Regions from separate parts of the Mus musculus genome. Here regions 1 and 3 are each linked to region 2. Evidence: chromatin loops called from intact Hi-C (ENCODE). Cell type or tissue: gastrocnemius. All regions are shown on one strand.

Evidence for each region. Peaks named below come from ENCODE experiments on the same cell type or tissue, not always from the same donor. Only the 100,000 strongest peaks of a DNase experiment are listed, where the experiment ranks them.
Region 1: it touches region 2 in a loop (11-fold over the local background); 27 of 42 quality-filtered maps call a loop at or near these places.
Region 3: a loop joins it to region 2, with 10 times the contacts of the local background. A loop is called at or near these places in 39 of 42 quality-filtered maps.

Annotation. Positions count from the first base shown.
Region 1 is chr9:49,243,107-49,251,106 of GRCm38, reverse strand. It overlaps Gm4894 (predicted gene 4894), which reads right to left and starts at 576. Exons shown (of 4, transcript NM_177701.3): 1 at 485-576. In gastrocnemius, a CTCF peak has its summit at 4,083 (motif pointing left); a DNase peak (open chromatin) is centred at 4,078.
Region 2 is chr9:49,484,469-49,492,468 of GRCm38, reverse strand. It overlaps Ttc12 (tetratricopeptide repeat domain 12), which reads left to right and starts at 6,244. Exons shown (of 22, transcript NM_172770.3): 1 at 6,244-6,323; 2 at 7,727-7,799. The coding sequence starts at 7,742. In gastrocnemius, a CTCF peak has its summit at 7,045; DNase peaks (open chromatin) are centred at 3,629, 6,428, 7,024, 7,362 and 2 more places; H3K4me3 peaks cover 1,653 bases; H3K27ac peaks cover 1,667 bases.
Region 3 is chr9:49,078,339-49,086,338 of GRCm38, reverse strand. Zw10 (zw10 kinetochore protein) reads right to left here. Exons shown (of 16, transcript NM_012039.2): 16 at 7,566-8,000. It also overlaps a transcript of Tmprss5 not described here. Among named protein-coding and RNA genes, the nearest start is that of Tmprss5, 20 kb to the left of the region's middle. In gastrocnemius, a CTCF peak has its summit at 4,588 (motif pointing left); DNase peaks (open chromatin) are centred at 4,581 and 7,312.

The DNA.
Region 1 (8,000 bases), 240 kb after region 2:
TGTGTGTGTATAATATTGCACATACTGTTCTTTAATATACACACATATATTAAAGTACAATATGTGCAATGTTATAAGGTTCATCTCCACTTATCCAACCCCAGTGGAGAGAAAATCTGTATTCTCTCTGATCTGCTTAAACTAATTTGAGAAGAATGCTCACAAAGTAAGTAACATTTGCCACAGCCAGAAGAAAGCCTAGCTGTCTAAGCGACAGTTGTAGAAGGACACCCTACCTTTTCTGTTTAGATTTGGAGCCCTATGAGCCCTTTCTCTATGCTGGGCATGGACAAAGAACAGCTTGGGTAACTACTACAGCTTCCACTTACAAATGCTTGGTGTAGCGCAGCACTCCTGTAAGACTTCACAAGGCTCATCCCATATAATCTCGACTAAGCTCCCTGAAGTAGCCTCCTTTTCATAGATGAGGAGCTGAGATAGAGCCTTTCGGGAAGCTAAAATGTCAGAGCTAGGAAGGACTTACCTATGGATGGGACCTCAGGGATCTGCTCCGAAGTCCCAGGGTCCCCCAGGAGCTGAGGAACCACATGTGTCTGCAGAGAATATTCGAGGTCTGGGGCTGGAGAGATGACTTGTCAGTTAAGAGCACTTGCTACTCTTGCAGAGGAACAGAGTCTCTTCCAGCACGTACATTAAGTGGGTCACACCTGCCTGGAACAGCAGATCCAAGGGACCTGACACCCTCTTCTGCCCTCTTCAAGGCATTGCACTCACGTGCACATAAAGGCAATCAGACACACCACGTTAGTGAAAAATAAAATAAATACCAGGTAGACAAGCAGTGAGTCCCGCCCCTTCCTAGAAAGTCTTGTTTTCAGAGTCACATTTTATATGAACAGCCAGCCTGTCAAGGGCTCCCATAGTCAGGCTAGGCTATCTGTGGCCACTAGAAATAGAACCATGGTGGGAAGTCAGTACCTCACATGTGGCCTCCTAAGAGCCTCTCATTTGTCTCCTTCCTTCCTCCCCATTCCAACTGCCTTCAATTCAGTTAAAGTTGGCATCAAATAATAACTGCACTTTGATACCAGCCTCCTTGCTCGGTGGGTGGTATCCAGGATAATGCTGTCTCGTTTATATTTTATAAGCACAAACATGTTTATTATAGGAAACAATTTAAATGTCATTATGCATGGAGAGGATGCTTTTTCAATGCTCTCCTTTGGTTTCAAATAATAAAGTACAAGAAAATTTAAGCTCTAGGTTTTCCTGTCTTCTCTCCCACATAATTCACTCATCCCTCCATCTCTCCAACCTCCTGCCTCCCTCTCCCCTCCCCTCCCTTTTCCCCTTTCCTCAGCCTTTCCCTCTCTTTGTTCTTTCTTCCTACTTCCATTTCTTCTTTTCCTTCCTTCCTTTTTTTTCCATGTGTAACAAGAAGGAACACCCAATATTCTGGCTAGTTAAAGCCACACTCTTTCCTAAGCCTCTATCTACAATGGTGTCATCGCCTGTGCTTGGAGCACCAACTGCTGATCGATCCAAGCATTTCTTCCTGTGGAAGTCTTCAGTTTGGTTTAAATTCCTTCCCCCTTTTGATGCTGTAGTAGTCACAACAAAATTCAGTTCAAGCACAGAACATATATACTAAGGTATGCTTATTTGTCTGTGAACTCCCTTAAAGCACGTTGGTATGGCAGAAAGTATATGCCACAGGCCCAGGCAGGAATGTGAATAATTTAGTTCTTATTGCTTGGATGAACTATGTGGTGGGCATGTATACCTCCCAGGACTTCTTTTCTGCCCCCTAGCTTGACCCTGCCCATCCAACAACTAAACCTCCAAAGGCCATGTGGCAGGTATGTTTGTGGTCCTTGGCACAGACATCTACAGTGCCTCTGATATTGGCCATAGGCCTTATGTGACCAGAAAGTCATGGCCAAGAGTGACAAAAGGTACAGCTAGTGAAATAAGTGCTCGAACCCCAAGAGGCCCCTTTCCTCTTGGAAGATGGCTGTCGTGTTGTCGAGAAGAATAGAATAGAATCAAAATGATGAGAGACCACATGGAAAGGAGCCTGAGGGGGCAAAGGTCATCCTAGATACTCCAGACTCTATGAAACTCCAGGCTGGTATGTCTCTTGAATGACTTTAGCTGTCCTTTATAGAATCAAAGAGTCATCTAATAGAGCTCAAACAGGCCATGTGAAGCCTACTGTTCACTTAAGCTACTATTTATTATGATAGTTTGAGGTAATTTGTTATCTGCCATAGCTAACAGCAACAGATAACTATGGAAACTCCTGGCACAGCACCCAGTTGATAATTTGTTGTGACCAGGACTGTTAGGAAACACCAGAGAGAGAATGGGCAAACCAAGGCACAGACCGTGAAACTGAAACACGCAGGAAGGAAGCGGCATGGGTGCATGTTAGAAAGGAGGAAGGCTGGGTTCACTTGTGTGATGGCTTCCTCCAAGGTGTCTTTACAAGCACACCTGTCAGCAAAACTATGTGAAGCTCAGATCACCAGTGGTCAGGACCAACGACTTCTCTACAGAGACTCAGATGGTCCTGGATCCAAGGAAGAGTCTATACTCTCGTTCACCTCCGCTGCAGATAAAAATCAGTTTTTTCCTTTGTCCAGGGTCTCCCAAGCACCTGGCAATGTCCACAGTCCTATGACTGACTGACTGACTGACTGACTGACTGACTGACTGAACAACTGACTGACTGGCTACCTTCCTGCCTGCCCAATTGATGGTTGGTTGGTTGATTGATTGATTGATTGACTGATCACATGGTTATAGTACATTGGATCAAAGATGAATGTGATGTAGTTTAGTCCTCTATGATCTCTTATTTATTGGCAACAGGAGACAAACCATCCTCTAAAAGGCTAGTCTGCCTCCCTGGGAGCCTACTGTAGGAAGTAATGAGAGTTAAGAAAGCCCCCTAATGGGTAGAAAGTCTTTCTATTGACATACATGTAGTGTTTATATTACACACACACACACACACACTTCTCTAATCCTGGACCCTACCTGTAAAGCACCTCATTTCAGGGTTCACAGAGATGAACTCTAAGGTGATCCACTTGTTCCAGATCTATCTCAGAAACCCAGGGAACACCCAAAGAACTGTGGAGTAGGCTGCAGGACCTGGCGTGAGGAACTCTAGGGGCCCTCCCAGAAGTCAGGAAGAAAAACTGCAAAGAATTCCTGGGCATTGCATGTCCCAGCCCAGGGAAGAGCAGAACAGACAATCTTCCCTTGGCCTGGTTGCTCTAACAATTGGTCATTAAAAGGCTGAAAGGCAAGTTTTCCCAGCTGCAGACTCAGAGCCTCAGGCCCTCATACCCATTACACAAATCACAGAAAGAGAGCAAACAGCAGATACCAGGAAGTCTCCCTGAGTAATTCCTGGGACAGAGGGTACTAGAGAAAGCCTAATGACAGGCCTCTGTGAAGCTCAATATCACATGCCTGAGCCTGCCTGAGGTGCTGCAAGATATTTTCTGTCATCTTTGAACAACCCTGAGAGAGCATCATCAGAGATCTACCCAGGTCCCATGGGCCCTCCTTCATCTCCAGGCCCAGCAACGACAAGAGTCGAGTGCTCCACCATCATTACCTCAACCTTCCTGGGCCTTCCTTCTGAAGCTCACAGGAATCCACTAACAGACCCTGGAAGAGAACAGCTGACCCATTAGGATCTGTTGATTGAAAGGAAAAACAATGTGTCATCACAAATTAACTCTGGGTCGCCTCCACAGAATCCAGTTTTATTTACTATAAAGCCACTAATGTGCCTCAGAAACGGGGCTAGGCCTGTCTATGCAGGCAGAGTTAACTCGGACTTCTGATGCTGGTGGATATGCAGCCCTGTTGAGTCATTTCGCTACCCCTTTGCCTTGCTCTTCATTTTTTTGCATTTAATCCAAAACCTAACTGAGCCTTTGTAACTACCCTGTAGGATAGGCGCTGCTACCCCCACTCTACAAATAAAGAGTCAGAAAAGCAACAGAGTCCTGCTTTTAATTTAACCCAAGCCTCTCGCTCTTTGGTTCTGTTGGACTTGACTGAGCAGCCACTTAGCATGGAATCACTCTGGCGCCCCCTGGAGCTCACTCGTCCAACTTGCCCCTCGATTTCAGGCCAGTAACGGTCTGTTTATCTTAACATCCTTTACTAAGTTTCTTTTCTTGATTTTTTTTCTTGATTTTTTTTCCAGGTCTGGCACCCTGAGGAGATTCTTAAGGAGTATCTAGCGGGATATTATTTCTAAAAATTATTCAAGAACCACAACACGTGTCGTGCCCTTCTGCCCACTCTCTCAGCCTCAGGAGATGGGAGGAGGAGCCGTGCCCCCGCCACCCCCGCCCGCTCCAACCCCAAGCCATTCCCACAGCTGTCTGTCTGTGTCAAATGTTCTGAGCAGAGGTGGGGGGCTCCAGCTCCCCCACACAAAGAGCTGGGAGCTGTCAGTACCTTTCTCACAATACACTGGGTGCCGGGGAACAGGTGATAATTGCACCCCTGTCACCTCATCACCTCTGAGCTGGCTGCCAGGGTTTTCTTTTTTCTTTCTTTCTTTCTAAAAACAAGTGTTGTGCTGCCTTAGAAATCCAAGGCAGAGCTGCATTTGAGGAAACACATGGACTAGCTGCCCTACTCTTCCATAAGCGTCAATAAGGAAACCAGGCAGGGAAACACTTAGGTAGCTCTCCTCTGGCCTCTTGTCAAAGAAGAGTTGTCTGTTTAAAGAGGACAGACAACCAGCCTCCATTCATAAGCCTCCTGTGGCAGGGTCTCCCCTTCCTAAGAGAAGAGAGCCATTTCCTACCAGCTTAGAGGTTTAATGGCCAATACGTCTGCCCTTTAGAAGCAAAGGACTTGCTGACTCCCCTCATGTCTCAGAAGGGCTATTTCATGTTCTTCTGAACTGCATTTCCAAAGGCAATTCTTTTTTATTTAGGATTTATTTTATTGTATTTATATGAGTACAGTGTAACTATCTTCAGACACACCAGAAGAGGGCATCAGATCCCATTACAGATGATTGTGAGCCATCATGAGGTTGCTGGGAATTGAACTCAAGACCTCTAGAATAGCAGTCAGTGATCTTAACCACTGAGCCATCTTTCCAGCCCCAAAGGCAACTCTTAAGACCCCAGCTTTTGGCACCTGTCTTTTCTGGAGGGTTGGGGGCTCGTGGGGAAAGAACCTGGTATCCAGTTCAGGGCAGGCAAGCACTGTGCCTCTATGCTGAGAACAACCTTCCCCCACCCCCAGCTCATTCTTTAGATTCTCAATATAATCTATTCCTGTTTCCTCTCTTTTAAAGTCTCCCTGGCTGCAGGACACACAGTGTGTAACATCTGTGTTTTTAAAAAGTAACAAAGTTAAATAGCTGAGAAACAGACTCAAGTTTTCCTACTCAGAGCCATACACATAGATTTAAATCTAAACAATTTCTCACAACAAGGACAGTGCGGTCCATCTAATAATAGCTAATGTTGACAGAGTATTTTCCCATTTGCTAGGCCTTGTGCTGAGCATTTGCATATATTACTGTTGTGTTTAGTCTTCGAATATCCTTTCAAGACGTAGAGCAGCAGATAATGTCATCAGTTAACAAAGGAGAGAACTACACAGCTCCAAGCTAGAAGTGGTAACATAGGTGTGTGATCCTTGAGAGGAGGAGACAGAGAATCACAAGTTCAAAGTCACCCTCATCTACGTAAGGGTTTGAGGCCAGCCTGGGCTACATGAGCCTCTGTCTGAAAGAAAGAAAGAAAGAGAGAAAGAAAGAAAGAAAGAAAGAAAGAAAGAAAGAAAGAAAGAAAGAAAGAAAGAAAGAAAGGAAGGAAGGAAGGAAGAAAGGAAGAAAGAAAAAAAGAAAGAAAGAAAGAAAGAAAGAAAGAAAGAAAGAAAGAAAGAGGAAATAGAGCAGGAAGGAATAAAGAAAAGGAGGAAAAGAGGGAGGGAGGGAGGGAGGAAACTAAGCTCCGAATCTACCCAAACTTCAAAGTAAATAAAATATCGAGAAGGTCTCAAACCTACATCTATGTGTCTCCGAAACCAATTCCACACTCATGCCCACTCCGTTATTCTCAGCCTTGCATAAAGCCATCCCATGTTCTACGTTCTCTGCCCGTACATTCTGAAAGGACTCTTGCTTAGGCCCTTACTCATTTGTTATTGCATAAACATGCACAGAGAAGGTAGGCAGAGATGGAGGGAGGGAGAGAGAAAGAGGGGAGGATCCAAGTGAGTCCTTGTAAACCGTCCCACACTCCATATTCCTATTTTTAAAACTTCACCTCCCCAAACTGATTTACCTAATCCACTGTATTTACATAAACTCCTCATTGAAGGAGCTATCACTCAGGTAAAAGCAACTACTGCCTGTAATATCATCATGGTTTGCTTCAAATCATGTTTAATATCTAAGATTGCTGAGGTCGGAGGAACATCTATTTAGAAACTAACTCTGCTCTAGCAAAGATGCACTGACCAGAGAAGGGGTGGGACCCAGAATACTGAGAGCTCAAATTATTCATGGGGAGAGGAATTAGGCATGGACCGATGTGAAGCCAAATCTTTACACGGACAGACTACAAAACCTTGAGAGGAAAGACAGGCTGATCCCATGACCCGATACACTCAGGGACGACCAGCCCTGAAGGCTGGCTTTAAAAATGAAATTCTGACAGTACAGTTGCAAATGACTCTGCTCTGGATGGAACCTGCTTACCCAGGATGAATACAAAGGAGTGACACAGACCTTTAAGAATAATGTCAGGAAAGCTAGAGCTCAAAATGAGCCGAGACACCGCCATAAAAGGCCTTTTGGGGGAGACTCAGGGTGATGAATAGAGAAGAGATTCAAATGGGAGCTGCTGTAAATGCCAAGCATGTGACCTCAGGCAATGCTCTTAACCTTCCTGAGTGAGACCCGGTGTCCCTGTTTGTGAAAATATCTCTTACCCTTCTGGTTGGCTGTAAGGATTACACAAAGATGCCCTATCAGGCAAACAACAACACAACAGAGGCATAGGGTAAGGGTTTAGAAAAAACTGCAGTCAACTGTTCTCTCTGCACTAATATGGATGGCTTAAAGTAGCAAAGGGCAACGCCCTTCACCTACTTTCTTTCTCTCTTTCCGGGGAGGACAATGATCCCCAGGTTAGAAAATCTAGAGCAAAGACTGAAAAGAGATTTCAAAAATGCTGGTAGGAAAAAAAATGGTTGTTAAGATGATGTCAAATGTCTTGGCCCAGAAGATAACACGGCACTGAACACCTGAATTATGCGGGTCCTCGGATAACTGCACGGCCTGGAGATAGGGGCAAGAGATTTATTAGGACAAAGTCAGAACTCAAGTAAAAAACGCTGTGAGAGGAAGCTGGAGAGAAGCAAACACTTGGCTTTCTAAAGAGGAAAAAAAAAAAACTGTGCCTGAGGTCCACCCCAGGTGAATGTCACAGATGCTTGAGATGAGCCACTTACAGGCGTGGTGGAAGCTGGCAAGAGTCCATCAAGGACCCCTCACACCTGACGCCGCTCAGTTATTTTTCGGGTGCACTTGTTTGATGAACAGTTAAAAAATTATTATCTTTGTTCATCTAAGATCACAGCTGGAGATGTGTGACTTGCATCGTAAGATAGACAACAGCTTCAGTGATCACATCCAGAGAGAGAAGATTAGCCAGTCAACACCAGCCTGCAGTAAGAGGCCTGGCATCCTCAGCCAGGTCCCTCACCTAGCCCCTTTCTGGCTTGCTTGCCCCCCTTATTATCTGCAGAGGGAATGATTGCCGAGAAATGGCAGGTCAAATGTTAGAGAGCTGATTCAGAATTCAGCTACCTGCTGAGCAGGATCTGGGATTAAAGAGTAAAAATCTCAGTCGGGGTAGATGGCACATTCCAGAACCCATCAACCTGCTGGGTATGGTAACACTCATTCATAACCCAGAGATGGAGAGATGGAGGAGAAATGGAGATAGTCATATCCCTGAGGCTCACTGGCCAGCTAC
Region 2 (8,000 bases):
CATGCTCTCTTGGCCCAACTTTCTCCTGGGGATGTCACAGGAAACAATTTGGAACACAGCAGCTCTGCTGAGGATTAGAAGCAGAGACACGACAGACTCCAACCCTGAGGCTTCCTTACACAGAGTGATCAGAAGACAGGCCAATGGTGTGGTTCACTGAGGACTACACTACCCAGAATCCCCTTTCTTCCTCTCGGCCCACAGAGTCCTGCCCTGTTCTCTTGCAGTTTCCCAAGTCTCTTCTCTCTTTCCTGCTGTGTTGAATGAGTGCAAACAAAACTCTTTTGAAGAATTCACTCCCTAACATTCTAACACCACCTCTTCCAGGATTGCACGGAAGATCATAGTCTCCTTGGGCCATCATTCTCAGATCTTCAGCACAGTTTTCTCCCTGCTGTCGAGTCTCCGGTGTGCCCCAGAGCTGATTAATACCTTTGTTGAATGAGTGAAAGATGAATGAATGAGTCAAAGTTGTGAGAGATGCTAGTGTAGGACCAGAAGCCTAAAGACTCCCTTCGCCCTGTCCCCAAACTTTAATTTTGGAAAAGACTTACAGACACTTCAATAATAGAGCAGTCTTCTAATAGGTCGCCTGGATCTTTCTAATGCTCACATAAACCAGGGAAGGTTTTTGAAAAGTGGAAAACTGTGTGGCTGTAATACTGACACAGTAAACTCCAGGTTTCGTGGGACAGTCACCAGCTTGTCCACCAGTGTCATGGTGGAAGCCAGAGCATGGTGTCACATCCCCTTAGCCCTCGTTTCTCCGTTTTTTTTTTTCTTTCTTGCTTTTGATGAACTTGTCATCTGTGAAGACGTTGGTCAGAGATCTATAGAATGACCTTCCTTTTGGGCTCCGGGTTCATTCCCTCCTAATTGGACCAGAGTTACAGATTCTAGAGAATGTTCTAGAAGTGATGTCCTAGAACTTCTAGGAATGTTCTAGAAGTGATGGGCCTTTCTCACAGCTGTGTGATATCAGTGCAGATGACTGCTGGTGCCACTGACCAGGCCCCTTGCAAACCTAGTATGGGCCAAGTCTCTTCCCTATCAAATTACTATCTATCACCTTTCTTTACTTTCCACAATCGGAATAGCGATAGTATAGACCAATAGACTCCAAGAAGAAGAAGGGTATCTGGCTCTACCCTAAGAGTGAGTAGTATACACATTTATTCAGAATTCACCTGTAATGCAAACCAAGGCATCCTAAACAGTGTTCCTGCTTTGGCTCTCTGGATGCCAAGTGGTGTATAGAGACCTTTTCTTGAAAATATGTTGCTATTTGTTGTTGTTTTTTGGTTTTGGGGTTTTTTTTGTTTTTTTGTTTTTTGTTTTTGTTTTTGTTTTTGTTTTTCAAGACAGGGTTTCTCTGTGTAGCTCTGGCTATCCTGGGGTGGCCTCGAACTCAGAAATCTGCCTGCCTCTGCCTCCCAAGTGCTGGGAAAATGAAAAAATATTTTTAACTTAATATATTCATTTTAAAATAAGATAACCTGGAACGAATAGGGAAGTATACATATTGATTTACAATTACTAAAAACTTTAAGTGGAGTTTGCAGCATAGTAACACACAGATTTCCTAATCAGCACATTCAAATGCAAGTTGTAGCAGCTTGTCTAGTAACCAGGGTGAGTCAACCAGCTGCCGTGCCTTAGTGACGTCATGGCTGTGCGGTGGGCCAGTACTGACATTGACTACAAGTGCTAGGCTTCAGTGAGCTGCTTGGGAAAAAAAATCCTTAAGCAGCAGTTATATTGTTAAAAGAACAGAAATTTGAACAATTTTATCACCTATAATTATAATCAAGCTCAGAGACTTTCAACTGTATCTACAGACTCTCAGACCCCAGGTTAAGAGCCCTGGTTTAACGGCCCCAATGGCGCAGATGGTTCAGGACTGTACAAAAAGGAAAGAAGCGCTGCGTGAGAACATGCTGTTCTCTGTTAACACTTCTTGAGCGATCTGGAAAGCACCCGTGTGGGGAGAAACAAGAGGTTTCAGTCTAAATGTGAAACCCACGCAGAACAATTTATCCTGGGTGCATTTTCAGACCGTTCACCGTCTGAACCTCAGCGGTAGCGAGGACCCTGGTGCTCTCACGCGTTGTTGCCAGTTAGAATGCCAACTGCTCCGACGTTTATGAATCACCAAGGAGCACTTCGGAAATTTTAACAACCTAGGAGAGTAAACTCTTGCAAAGTATAAAGGGAACTAAGGCTCTAAGATGGTGTGGCTGAGTGAGTGAGTGGGAATGCCACACACAGAAGAACGCATGCTTCTCTGCGCTAACGAGCGTGTGTGGCACGGCACAGCAAATTGGCTTAAAAATGGGAGGATAATGAATAATAATTATGAAAACAACGTGGTTCGAAAATACACACTTATCCGAGGCAAGCGTATACATAAGTATCCCTGAGGGCCTCTGCTGTCGGCTGTTGGGAGGATGGGGAAAGCATCTCCCGAGAGTGTCATGTGTGAGCCCCTACTAAGGGGTCCTCAGAATGTGGCAGCGGCTGGGTGTTGACATGATGCCGGACTAAGTAACTTAAGACCATATGTAAGCAAGATGGCAGCATTGCAGAAATTCACAGACAAAAAAGATGGGAAAGGAGAGGCATCTGGCTCTAACTAATGAAGCAGGGATAGTTTCTGCCACGTGCTTCTAATGTAATATCAAACTTCTTACACAAAGTCAAGAGACACTGCTCCCTGGCAACACCTGTCTCCAACCGTCCCTGGCAACTGAAAGGGGACCCACATCCGGACTATGTGTGACTTGTGGCATCTGGCAATTCTGTGAAGTGCCTTTGTCCCACAAACCTCGATGGTGGAGAAAATTCCAGGGAACGAAGGCGATGTGTCTTCAGTTTTCTGAGTGTGAACGCTCACCTTAGATGGATGACTTGTGCCTCAAATAAGCAATTAATCACCCTTAAATTTCTCAACATCCTGAACTGCTGGCTTTAGCTCACTCTCCAGAGAAGCAGTCTCAGCAAAGCAGCCATACAAAAAAAGAGCCTTGCCAGGTGTGGTGGCTGGATATGCTTGGCCCAGGGAGGGGCACTACTAGGAGGTGTAGCCTTGTTCGCGAGTGGGTGTGGCCTTGTTGCTGGGAACATTGACATGCTTCCTGCCATGATGACAATGGACTGGACTTCTGAACGTGTAAGCTAGCCCCCGTTAAATGTTTGCCTTGGTCATGGTCTCTCTTTATAGCAATAAAACCCAAACTAGGACACCAGGTGTGCACACACAGGAGGTGCTCGGTTAGCACTAAATAACTGCAGGAGAAGCACAAGAACACCTGAGCACCGACCCTGTGCCGAGTCCTGCCTTGCACTGGCTAGTCATACCCATTCCGCCCACAAGAGGGCAGTGCTACTCCACAGCAGGCAGGATAGGGCGCCACTCCCATCTGGCATGGGAGCTCCTGCTGGCCTTTTCTAGAATATAAGTCCCTTGATCCACAGTAAAGTCTCTAAAGAAAGACACTGGTGGATTCACCTTGCTTTCTTAATGGAGTCACAGACACTTCCCAGCAGAGGGGAAGCTAGACCAGTCTCTGACAAGCATGGAGCAGTCTGCTTGGCATGCCCAGGGAGGAAACCATAAGCTTAGGTGGAAACTCGCAGGGGGGTTGCTGACAGCATTGTCTGCCACATGGGTGTACATAGGAGTCAGGGCAGTCAAGTGGGGGAGTTTTGAGGGCACAGACCAAGGTTCAGGTCTTGCTCGGCCCCTGAGAAATCTCGGTCCCTTTTATCTGTGTGTTCTTGACTTAAGAAATGGGAATAAACAAAACATTTACATGAAGTCATACGTATGCCTGGCACACGGGACTGCTATTGTGGTTGTTGCAAATATTTTCCACACCATCATTTCAGCACAGAAATATCAAGGGATACTCTTGTCTCCTGCAGACACATGAACCTGCGATCCTGAAAACTACTCCTTCCTCTACAGTGGCGAGTTAGAACAGAAAAGATAACAGGGGAATCCAAGGGGCAGGGATTTTCAGCTTAACAGATTCTTTCCCTGTAGGGACACGTGGTTCGGAGAAAGAAATGAGGCAGTATTTAGTGATTCTTCTTGGGGAGGCCTGGACAAACCCTTCTCTCAGAATCTTGAAACCAAAGCTGCCAGGCTAGCTGGCTCCTGCAGCCGAGGGTCTTGTCTGGCAGGCTGTAGTTTGGCTCCTGGATTCTGGTGGACTTGTCTCCACAGGCAAAGGTAGTTTGTTTCATTCTGCATGAGGCTGAGAACTTTTTTTCCCACTCTCTTCTGAGCTTGTATAATATAATTGATGGGAAAATGCAAGGAGTTAGGATGGTTTGCACGGTGGGGAGCGAGCTGAGGGAAGGAGTAGCAATGGTTTCTATTAATCTGAGTCTCAGATTTACGATACAGTGGAAGATGACCAAATGTTCCCCCGTTTTTTTATTGAAGGCATAAACCACAAAACTGGAGTCTCGCGCAAGGGATTTAAGCTCCGTAAAGTAAACTCATCCTTGAAATACAGCTCACTAATGCTTTTGAAAGTCTCTGCACACGTAAACCACTGTGCTGGAGGGAGGACACACAGACATTGACCCTTAAAATCTAACAACAGTCATCCTGATCCGCATAGATTCGCCCACAGCACCCTTAGATTTTTGGCATAGCATCAAGTGAAGAACACGTGGTCAGAGTGGCTGAGCATGTTATGCCGAGGCAACAAAGCCACCCAAAATGTTGACCCCCTTATCAGCCGGGTCTACTGCTTACTCTTCTATGAATCAAAGGTAGACTGGGTTCTGTGAATGCTCACACAGGCCTCCATTGGCTAACTGCTGGGTGGGTGGGGGGGCATAGTCAATGAGTCACACTCGGGTTATTGAAGGTTCTTGTTCACAGTTGCTTATCTGTATACCACACTGGCCATATCAAGTTACCAGGGCACAAAAGTAAAATCTACATAGGCCTGGACAAAAGAGCATGAGACTCTTTGCTGCCAGGTGACTGACTTTCTGGGGTCACTTAGGACTTCTGACCAATCCGAGGTAAGTTTGGTGGCACACACCTGCCATCCCAGCACCCGAGACAATAGGATCACCTTGAGCTCGAGGACACCCTGGGCCACAAAGTGAATTTTGGGCTATGCAGGGCCACAGAAAGGTATAGCATCCAAAACACACACACACATACACACACACACACACACACACACACACACACACACACACAGACCAGCTAAAGAAGCAAAGTGAAACAAAACAAAACCCTAGTAATCTATCAAGTGTAAGATTTGTCCCCGCAAAGTGGCTTGTGACTGTACCACTGTAATCTTACTCTTCAGGACAGATGGCCCTTGGAAGCCTGATGCAAACTGTCAACTCTCTTATCCTTTCTCCATCCGGAATAGCATACTTGACAGTTTCTGTAGGCACATTTGCTCATCTAAGTCCACGTGCTAGAAACAAAAAGACAAAACAAAGGCAAACCTCTGGTCCTAAGGAATGGGAACTAGTCCTATAACACATGGGCTTATGGGACTGGGGAGGGCAGAGCTGCACTCCATAGCAACAGGAATGGAAGCCGTCAGACAGAAAGAGCTTCTGAAGACGCACCAGCCAGCCAGTCTGTGGCTACTGAGCATCACTATCCAAGGCAGTCCTGGGTGCAAGTGAGTCTGTCCCTTCTTCGGCCAGTAGTTCTGGAACTCCCATCGCCTCTTCTTACCTGGGTTCTTGCCTGGCCACTGGCTAGCCTCAGGCACTTTTTTGTAGATTCTGGTTTTGACTGATCTACATTACCCACATTTTAGAGCTCAGGACTCACCACTCTTCCATTCCCTGTGATGTGCTCTCTCTACCCTAAATCCTACTGTTGTTTGTATATCACTCACTTCTGTAGCTAGATAGGATCCAGCCCCCTTAACCATAGCTTTGTCGGAAAAGTGTCGTTTTTCCATTTCATTTACGAGAAAAATTGAGAATCAAAGAGACGGTACTGCCTTGGAGGCCATACATTGGTCATTAAAAACAAACCTGGACTCACACCGAAGTACGCTGGATGGAGCCTTTACATTATGGGACTAAAGATATGAAACCAACTGGGAGAACCCTCGCGGCTCCAGAGTGGAAGGGCTTTCACTGACGTTGCTTTAGCGACCAGCCGGCACCAACTTGCTTCTGGGTGGGACATCCCAGCTTCAAACGGGGCAGCGCGTTCTTTGGGTCACGAGAGGCCCCGCCCTCTCCAAGGCCCCGCCTCTCCCCAGCGAAAGCCAGTCACAGCCTGTCCTCAGCTTCCACTTCCCGTCCGATCCTGGGCACTAAAGGTCAGTCTAGCCGGGTGGCCGTGGGGAATCTATCTTGGAACTGTTCCTGGCCTGGGCTTAGAGTTGACAGAGGCCACTGACTCGGGCCCTGAGTTTGATCCAGTACCAGCTGCAGGCTGAGACCAACCCTGGAAGCACAGGGCCAGGACGCTGGGGAGCGGTTGCCTGGCAACAGTACAGCTGTCCCCGCCCTCCCTCCATGGAGTTGTGTAGTACCGAAGGGTGGGGCTCGGGTGTGGGTCCTCCACCCCACCGCCGCTCTGCTCCTTTCCAGGGAGCCTTGGCTCTGCGTTCCTGCTGACCCTTCTGGCTTGGGTGTACTGTTCCAGAAAGACTGGCTTTCTCCGTCCATGAAGCGCCTGGTTCAGGCCAGCCTGTAGCTCTGCACGAGTTAATTCCCTCCTCCACCCCCCACCTCACCCCCACCCCCACCCCCGATGTGAATCTCATTCCTAGGGAGTGTTAGCTGTTTGAGCCATATGCCAAGGCTGTTTTCTAGATAAAAGAAGCCTGACTAATCACGCATCCACGTTCAGGGTGCTACAGTCAGACCCGTGGTGTCCTCTGGGTTCGCATTATGATTTCCATAACGTAGACGGAGAAACTGGGACTCACGGGCTAATTGTGCATGTCAAAGTTTTAGTTCGCAGTTGTCTGACTGCACTACCAAGCCGCCTGTCTGCAAGCTGGAACCACAGTATAGTGTATTTAAAATATGCATACCTAGGGGGCGCTCCCAAACGAGCTGCGGCTCGCTGTGGGCCAAGGCTGGGGAAGTTTATCCTTCTGGTGATCTTTAGGTTGTGTGGATACGCCTTTGGGTACCTCCGAGGTTATCATGTAGTCTTCACATTCAAAATCAAGTGTAATAAAGCTAATGTACTTGGTAGAGTACTGAAAAGCAGACGCTGGTGCACTGTGGCACCTCCTCTTCATCCTCAGAAACAGGGCGGAGGCAACGGTTTTAATGGAGTGTGGACATGTTCATGAAGGTAGTCTTCTCCCTACTTATCCTGTGCTTTGCCTGGCCCAAGCTTCCGACTAGGCACACCTGTCATGGCCAAAGTTGGAAGACCACACTCGTCCCCCAGCCCTGGCAATAAGTCGGCTCCTCTCCCAGCTTCCTTTGCCATCAGGTCCCTAAATCACAGTGGTTGGTGGTTAGCTTTGGAGGAATTATTGTAGAGCATTTCCCCCCAGCAGAGGCAGGGCTGGCAGCTCTCCGGAAGTGTGGCCACAAATAATAACTGTCCCTTGGCCTTAAACAGCAGTCAGAGGGAAATGGCTCACCCTGCTGTTATTCACGACATTTACAAACACTTAGTCTTAGACAGATAATAAGCCCGATGGTTCTGTTTAGTGTTTTATATTATTAATTTCATAATTTATACTGCCTCCCTTAGAGATTTGTGTCTGCGATGGCTGATGATCAAGAGAGAGACTTGCAGAGATTTCTGGAAAATGTGGATGAAATAAGTAAGTCGCATTAAGTCACAGGCTGAGTTCTGCCTTGGAGCGGTGAAGTGGGTGAAGAAAAACGAAGTTAGCTCCCTGGCTTGTTTGACAGGTTTATGACTCTCAAGGAAAAAAAATGTAATTGAAATTAAACAGAAGGCTATTGAGGTCTCAGTTACAGCCTTGGGGCAGTATTTTCTGGCTGTTAATTGGTATCATAGA
Region 3 (8,000 bases), 410 kb after region 2:
TTTCTGTCTTTAAGTTGTCCAGCCTGTGGCATTTCATTACTATTTAATTATTAAGCTCATATATCTGGAGACATGAAAAGGATCGAGACCTCTTTGTGAGGCAGACTCTTCCAGAACAACAAAAAGCATCGGTTATAGAAGTAAACACACCTAGATTGGGAACTTGATATCACATGGCCATCTGTGAGTCTTCCATCAAAACACTCCACCTCTCTGTGCTATGTCATCAGTAAGACAAAATTGGCAATAGCTACCTCACAGGATTCCTTGGACTAAATATGAATACAATCTTTGCTCATGCAGATCTGGATCTCCCATGATCCTTTAGCATGCAGGTTCTGGGTCCACTGCAAACTTGGATGCATTAGTCCCTTTTGTAAAATAACTGCACAGCCTCCCCCTCTACCGGATTTTGTCACCATGGGATTTTGTTCACCACATGGATGCCTCCGCTCTGTGTCCTGTCTGCCACGCTGAACTTATCCCACTTTGCTACGTGGCTCTGACAGAAGTGTTATGCTCAGAAATCACTCTCCTTCATTTGTCCCGCCAGACCAGGCCCAAGGAGGAGGGTGCTCACAGCTGCAGGGCCTTCCTCCCATCCCCCTCCTGCTCACTCTGACATGACCACATGGATGCTACCAAAACCCTGCTAGTAGCTTTGCAATATTTTTGCCTTATTTAAAATAAAATGCTTATTCCTTAAAACAAAAAAACAAATAACGGGGAGGGGGGCACTAACTGTAAAACCCAAGTCATATAACACAGCCCTATTTACAAGAGAAACATGACAAATCAGTTGTTTTCATTACCTTCCTGTTTTGTTTTGTGTGTGTGTGTGTGTGTGTGTGTGTGTGTGTGTGTGTGTGTGTGGTTTTTTCAAGACAAGGTTTCTCTGTGTAGCCCTGGCTGTCCTGGAACTCACTCTGTAGACCAGGCTGGCCTTGAACTCAGAAATCCGCCTGCCTCTGCCTCCCAAGTGCTGGGATTAAAGGCATGCACCACCACCGCCCTGCTTTTTGTTTTGTTTTGTTTTGTTTTTTGTTTTTTGTTTTTTGAGACAGGATTTCTCTGTATAGCCCTGGCTGTCCTGGAACTCACTTTGTAGACCAGGAGCAGAACATGGTAGCATATGCTTATACCCCATCACTTAGGAGTCTGAGGCAGGAGCATAGCCACAAGACTGAGGCCAGCCTGAGCTATATAGCAAGGCTCTGTTTTAAAAAGACCAAGGAAAAGGAAACACCTGACCTTACAAAACATAATAAAAATAGTAGTGTTGCTGCAGATGGGAGCCAACAGTGAATTCTACAAAAGGCCATTAGTATGCAAAAATCATAAGAGTGGCATCAGACATGTAAAAAACTGCATTGGGAGGATAAAAGTCTAGAATATGCCCAAGCTTATTTCTTTAAAAACTATTTCTATTAAGGGTGTGTGTGTTAAAGATCAGTGAAAGAAGAAGAAACAGGGCCAGGCTATGCTTAGAGTTGATGTGATATTTTAGAAATAACAGACATTGGCAATTCAGCTACTATTTTGCTTCCACATTCCCTATCAAAGAGAATTATCTTCAACCTGGAAATGACAGAACAAACGCGGTAAAAAGGAATACAAAGTCTAAGATCGTTGAAAAGATAGGAAAAGAAAACTTGAGTTTTAAATGAGTTCATGATTCTAGACCCAAATGAATTTTATCTCCTGGGACTTAAAAATAACAGAAGCTGCAGATGTAATCCAAAAACCATTACATAGTCCTTGAGATGAGTGAGTGCCCTAATTTTCAGAGTTTGATAAAAGATGTACTGTGACTTCAGTCCAAGGCAATTGCAGTCAATTTTACAAAAGAGCTGATTACAAAGTAGTTGGTGCCAGGTATGGTGGCATATGAAGGCAGAGCCAGGGCATCTGTGAGTTCCAGGCCAGCTAGGCTTAGACAATGAGACCCAGTCTCAAAACACTGGTAAGCACAGGTCCTAAACTTTTTGTTTGACTATTTGTTTTTGGTTTTTTTTGGAAACAGGGTCCCTCTGTATAGCCCTTGCTGTCCTGGAACTCACTCTGTAGACCGGGCTGGCCTCGAACTCAGATTTCTGCCTGCCTCTGCTTCTGGGGTGCTGGGATTAAAGGCGTGCACCACCACCACCCAGCTCTCATCTTTTAAACAATATACAGATATAGTAGTCTAAAGAAAGAGACTATACTTAGCAATAGAATGGTAGTGAAATGTAATTTGTAACAATGTCAGTGACATATTTGATGTTATCCATATTGTTAACATACAGCATTGTAATCAAGTATGAATGCAGGCTTCCCTGCCAGTGAAAAATGCCAGTAAGCATTCAAAGCAACTTTCATAAAGCAGAGGACGGAAGGGGAAACTGGAACTAAGTAGGGGCACTCCTTTTGCCAATGTGCCACCCAGACCCACTTTTGGAAAGCCATTGCTTTGTCTTAAATCAAATACCAGATTCCAGAAGCACTGTCCTGACTGGGCAGCCATGTTTTCTGGGTATCCCAGTGAAGTCTGTGTTTCAAAGTTCTCTCTTGTAACTCAGTACGTCTTTTTTTCTTTTCTTTTTTTTTTTTTTAAAGATTTATTTACTTTATGTACGCTAGTACAGTAGCTGTACAGATGGTTGTGAGCCTTCATGTAGTTGTTGGGAAGTGAATTTTTTGGACCTCTGCTCACTCCAGTCAGCCCTGCTTGCTCTGGTCAACTCCACTCGCTCAGGCCCAAAGATTTTATTATTATACATAAGTACACTGTAGCTGACTTCAGACGCATGAGAAGAGGTCATCAGATCTCATTACGGGTGTTTGTGAGCCACCATGTGGTTGGTGGGACTTGAACTCAGGATCTTAGGAAGAGCAGTCAGTGCTCTTACCCACTGAGCCATTTTGCCAGTCCCTCTTTTCTTCTTTTATGAAACAATGGGATTAGTTTAGCTGAAGTAAACAGCTAAGGAAGCCAGGGTGTGAGCCAGATGTTAATTGCTTTCAGGTTTAACAGCCAGTGCTCCAGTAGAGGGCGAGCCAGGAAAACTTGAAGAAAGAGGGTACAGGCAGTTCACAGGGACTGTGGTGAGCACAATGAGAAAGCCTCACAGAAAACAAAACTTGCAGATGGAATAAGCTCACTTCCGTGTTCCAGTGTTTGCAAGGGTAGAAGAAGAAAGGAACACTACGGATGGCAGAGGGCTGGGCATGAGGTAACTGTTGAAGTTAGGTGACTGACAAACAGAGGTTCATCATGCTATTTTTAGTGTATTTCTTCAAGTTTCTTGGAAGCCATTAGACATGAGACTGACTGCAAAAGAAAACCATTCAAATGCCTACAAGGGCCAATCTTGTCCATCTTCTGCTACCTCTGTCCCTACTGTTCCCTCTCTGCCGTCCTGAGTTCTTCCTCTCTCAGTAGCAGCACCTAAATATGCACTGGGCTCAGTTAGCTCCAAGGCAGGGCAGAATCTCCATGCAGTGTAGAACTGAGCCTGACCCTCACGGTCCTGCATGCATTGGCATGGGCATCGGCAGCTCCTGCAGCACCATCTTTAAGCATCCTGATTTACTTCTTTCTTTTCCAGGAGAAATTGAATCACCAGAGGGCAGGACAGTTTTGTTCTGGAGTTTTGTACAGCACTTACAGTATCTGCTACCTAGTAAACACAAAAAGGCAGGTCCATAGCATGCAAGAGTACATGCCACTAGCGCTGGTGCCAATCTCTTCTTCAACAGTGGGTGTAGCAAAGACCTTACTACCCACTCTTGCCCTAAACAAACTAGGATGCCTGATTTCTGAAGGAGAGAAATGCTCAGACAGCTCACCAGTTACCGCTCTCTCCCTATGCTAGGTAGACTTCAGAACGCGATTACAGATAGATAGCCAGTGTTATTTCTGATTATCATAACTTGTGATTTCACAAAATTCATAACCAAACTTCTCCCAGTGAAAGAACTGATCCAAATCATAATAATTCTAAATTTCCTCAAAACTAGGGCTTTATCTTTTTTTTTTTTTTTTTTTTTTGATTTTTTGGAGAAAATGGCAACAAATATTCACAACAGATTGGTGATTGGGAAAAGCCAAGGCAGAAACCACATAACTTTGCACCAATGTACAGCAGACTTCCACCCCAGGTTTCCAGCTACCTCCTGTCACCCCTATGCAGACTTTCATTTATCCATGGCACAAAATCAACCATACAGCTTAAACAAACTATATATTTAGATCACCTAAGTATTTTGTATTTGTGTGTGTACTTCCAAAGGCAGGGGAAAAACTTGGGAACTTATCCATCCTCAAAAAAAAAAAAACAAAAAAAAAAAACCCTCAATTAATAAGTATTTGCAAGCATGGGAAGGGAATTATAGATCTCATCTTCAATAATATCAGTAATCAAATTGTTTGACTTACTCACAAATGAGCTAATAGTTTAGAGTGCAAGTGCTGTTCAGAGTCTAGATGACCTTTCTAGAGCTGTCCAAGGCCAAAATGTTAATTCAGGAGAAAGCAGACAGGTTCTTTGGCGTCCCTTTCACCAGCTGGGAGCCTTGTGGTGCTCAGGCCTGAGGAAACAGCGCCATCTGGAGGGTCTCCATTTCAGAGACTGCCGGTTCAGCTAGGAATCCAGGCTCCAATGAAGCGGCTCACTGATTTAGGCTATTTGCATTTACCTTTTGAACAACTTCCTGTTTGTGATGATTTGGGGAAATCTTTCAAGGATTTCATTTCTCAAGGTCTTCTGTGTACTCCTGGTTAAGAAACAGGGTCTTCCCACTTGGTTGGACACAGATCCTCTCAATGAATCCTTCTCAGCCCCCTTACTGCCTCAATGGACACTCTTAGTTTCTCCACCCAGGCCAAACAATACTCCCAATCCCAACACGGATCTTCCAAGACTGAGTATGAGCCCCTAGACCACAGTTCCCATGTGTCCAATCAGATGATTCATCTCTAAGCAAACTAAAAACACTTACCAGTGACACTGGCTGGTGAGGCTAAGTGCCTGCACTGTCCTGGCTTACAGACTGCTCACTTCAGGGGAACTTGTCCCCCAAGGCTCAGCTTACGCAACTGAGAAACTACAGATGAGGTTTTCTATTTAACTGTGAAAGGAATGAGGAGACTCGGTGCCTCCCACCTCCAAACTGCTGTCTCTGTCAGACAACAGGAACAGCCTCTATGAACAAAAGAAATCTGTTCCGGAATGGTCCTGCAATGTATCGATTTCAGCTCCCTCCCTTAGCTCATTCTTTCAATTACTGAGAAAAGAATGCCACCTCAAATTGTGAATTCTCAGCAACAGTACTTTCCCCCCTGTGCAAACAGCCCCTTCCTTCTTTTCTCTTTAATAAACCCACTTCTTTGTTCTCAAACACAACTAACAACAAACCACCATAGCTGGCTCAGACCATTTTCTCTCTCCTCTCATAGAAGACTATGCAGAGTACAGATTAGCTCAAGTGAATACTGAAGAAAATACTTTTTTTTTTTTAATTTTAGCTCTATGATCAGAAAGACTAAGCAAACAGAATGATTTGATTAAAAGGAATGAATCAGAACTAAGAAGGAAAGGGTAAAGACAGAGAACACAAGACAGGAGGAAAACCAGGTTTCCTGTAGGCCAGGGTTCGGGACATGGCTGGCAGACCGAAGCTGCAGGCTGGCAGACCGCAACCCCTCAGAGAGTCCCTGCCTGGAAGCACATGAAGCTAAATCCTGCCTGGCCTCCATTTTGAAGGGGACAGGACACAAACCAGAGCACTCGCTGGGATAATGTGTCATCGGATGCAGTGCCAATGGTCACCAAGATCTCAACACACAAAGCTGGGCTGGGGCTGGAGAGATAGCTCAGCGGTTAAGAAGACTGGCTGCTCTTCCAGAGGTCCTGAGTTCGATTCCCATAAACCACACGGTGGCTCATGACCATCTAGAGAGAAATCTGATGCCCTCTTCTGGCATGTAGGTGTTTACACAGACAGAGCACTCCTATATTTTAAAAAGAATACATAATAAATATTTTTTTAAAAACTCAACACAAAGCTAAGCTGAAAACCTGTGTTGGGGCTGGGGAGATAGCTCCACGGGTAAAGCACTTGTGTGCAAGTGTGGGGAAAGGAGGTTGGATGCGCACCACCCACATAAATGCCATGCCAAGCCACTGAGGTGACCCACCTGTAATCCCAGCACTCAGAAGACAAGTCAGGATCTTCAGAATGAGACGACTAGCTAGACTAGCCAAACCAGCAAGCTCTGCCTCAAAACACAGGGCAGAGAGCAATGGAGGAAGAAGCCCAACTGCAGCCTCTGACCTCCACACACAAGTGTGAACACACACAAGCCACACACATATACAGGCAAATAAAAATCACCTATGTGTACCAACTGAAGGACTAGACAACACAGCCTGGTGCTAGATTTCACCCATATAGCATGCCAAAGGCATTCTGGCAATACAGACCCTTTGACATTTGAAGGAAAGAATGGTACTTCAGAAGAGGGGGCAGGGAGAGAGGGATCCTTCCAAGAGAATAGAATTTAGTCACAATAGCAAAACATGCCCAAAATTTCTCAGCAGTATGAGGCAATCTCATAAGTAGAGGCCATGTGCAGTCATGGTGGGACATGGTTGTCCTTGGGAAGCCAAGGGCAGACGGAGAGCACAAAGTCAGCCTGGACTACAGAGCCAGAGTCTAGCTCAAAGGAAGGGCACATCCGTGAGACCTCAGTAAGGGACACAGATGTCAGTAAGAGAAAAAAGCATGGAAGAAAACTTGGTCTGGGGACTGGAGAGATGGCTCAGTGGTTAAGGGCACTGGCTGTCCTTCCAGAGGTCCTGAGTTCAATTCCCAGCACCCACATGGTGGCTCACAACCATCGGTAATGGGATCCAATGCCCTCTTCTGGGGTATCTGAAGACAGCACATACATGAAATAAACTAACTTTCTTTAAAAAGCAAAGAGAAGGAGGAGTCTGGAGACGACGATCAGAAATGACACCTCGCAAGGGGAAGGAAAAGCAGGTCACCAGCCTGGGACCTCAGGTGGTGAAGGAGAGAATGTGTTCCGTGTCTGCCACATCTTTGCATCCTTCAATGACACCTTTGCCCAGGTCACCGATCTGTCAAGGAAACCATCTGCCGAGTGACTGGCGGGACGTAGATGAAGGCTGACCGAGATGAGTCCTCTCCGTATGCAGCCATGTTGGCTGCCCAGGATGTGGCCCAGAGGTGCAAGGAGCTGGGCATCACCGCCCTGCACATCAAACTCCGGGCCACAGGAGGAAACAGGACCAAGACCCCAGGACCTGGAGCGCAGCCCGCCCTCAGAGATCTCGCTCGCTCTGGGATGAAGACTAGGCAGATTGAGCATGCCACCCCATCCCCCTGACAGCACGCAAAGGTCGCCGTCTGTGAACAGGACTTCTCAAATTATTTTCTGTTAATAAATTGTTTTGTGTAAACTATAAAAAAAGAAAAAAAGAAAAAGAAAAAAAGAAAAGAGAAGAAAACTGGGTTTTGATCTCTTTTGCCTTAGCACATGTTATTAAAGACACTCACTCTCAACTCTGAAAGGCATTTACTGGAAAGAAATATTTTAAGAGGTTTCTGTAATTCTTGTAAGAACAAGTAATGTGCCCTTAATGCCCACCCCCCTCAAAAAACGTATTTTACAAATTCTGAACCCTAACTTTGGAATGTCCAAAGCCAGGGTCTAAAATTATAATGTATACAACTCTCAAGAGGGCCTGGGAACAAATCACACTGCGGAGCAGACTCATACTTGACAAGGGACAGCAGCGACAGTCAATGAACCCACCAGTGCTTTGCGTAAATTGATCATCGTAATGTCCAGTTCAGAAAACCTTCGTCCAGGCAAGGATGTCCTTATGTGAAGTTACGCTTCCATGATATACTGGCTCACCAAAACCAACAAGTAATTCCGAGAGGTTTTGAAGGAAATAATTACACCAAAGGAGGAACCCAGAGTCAGGAGA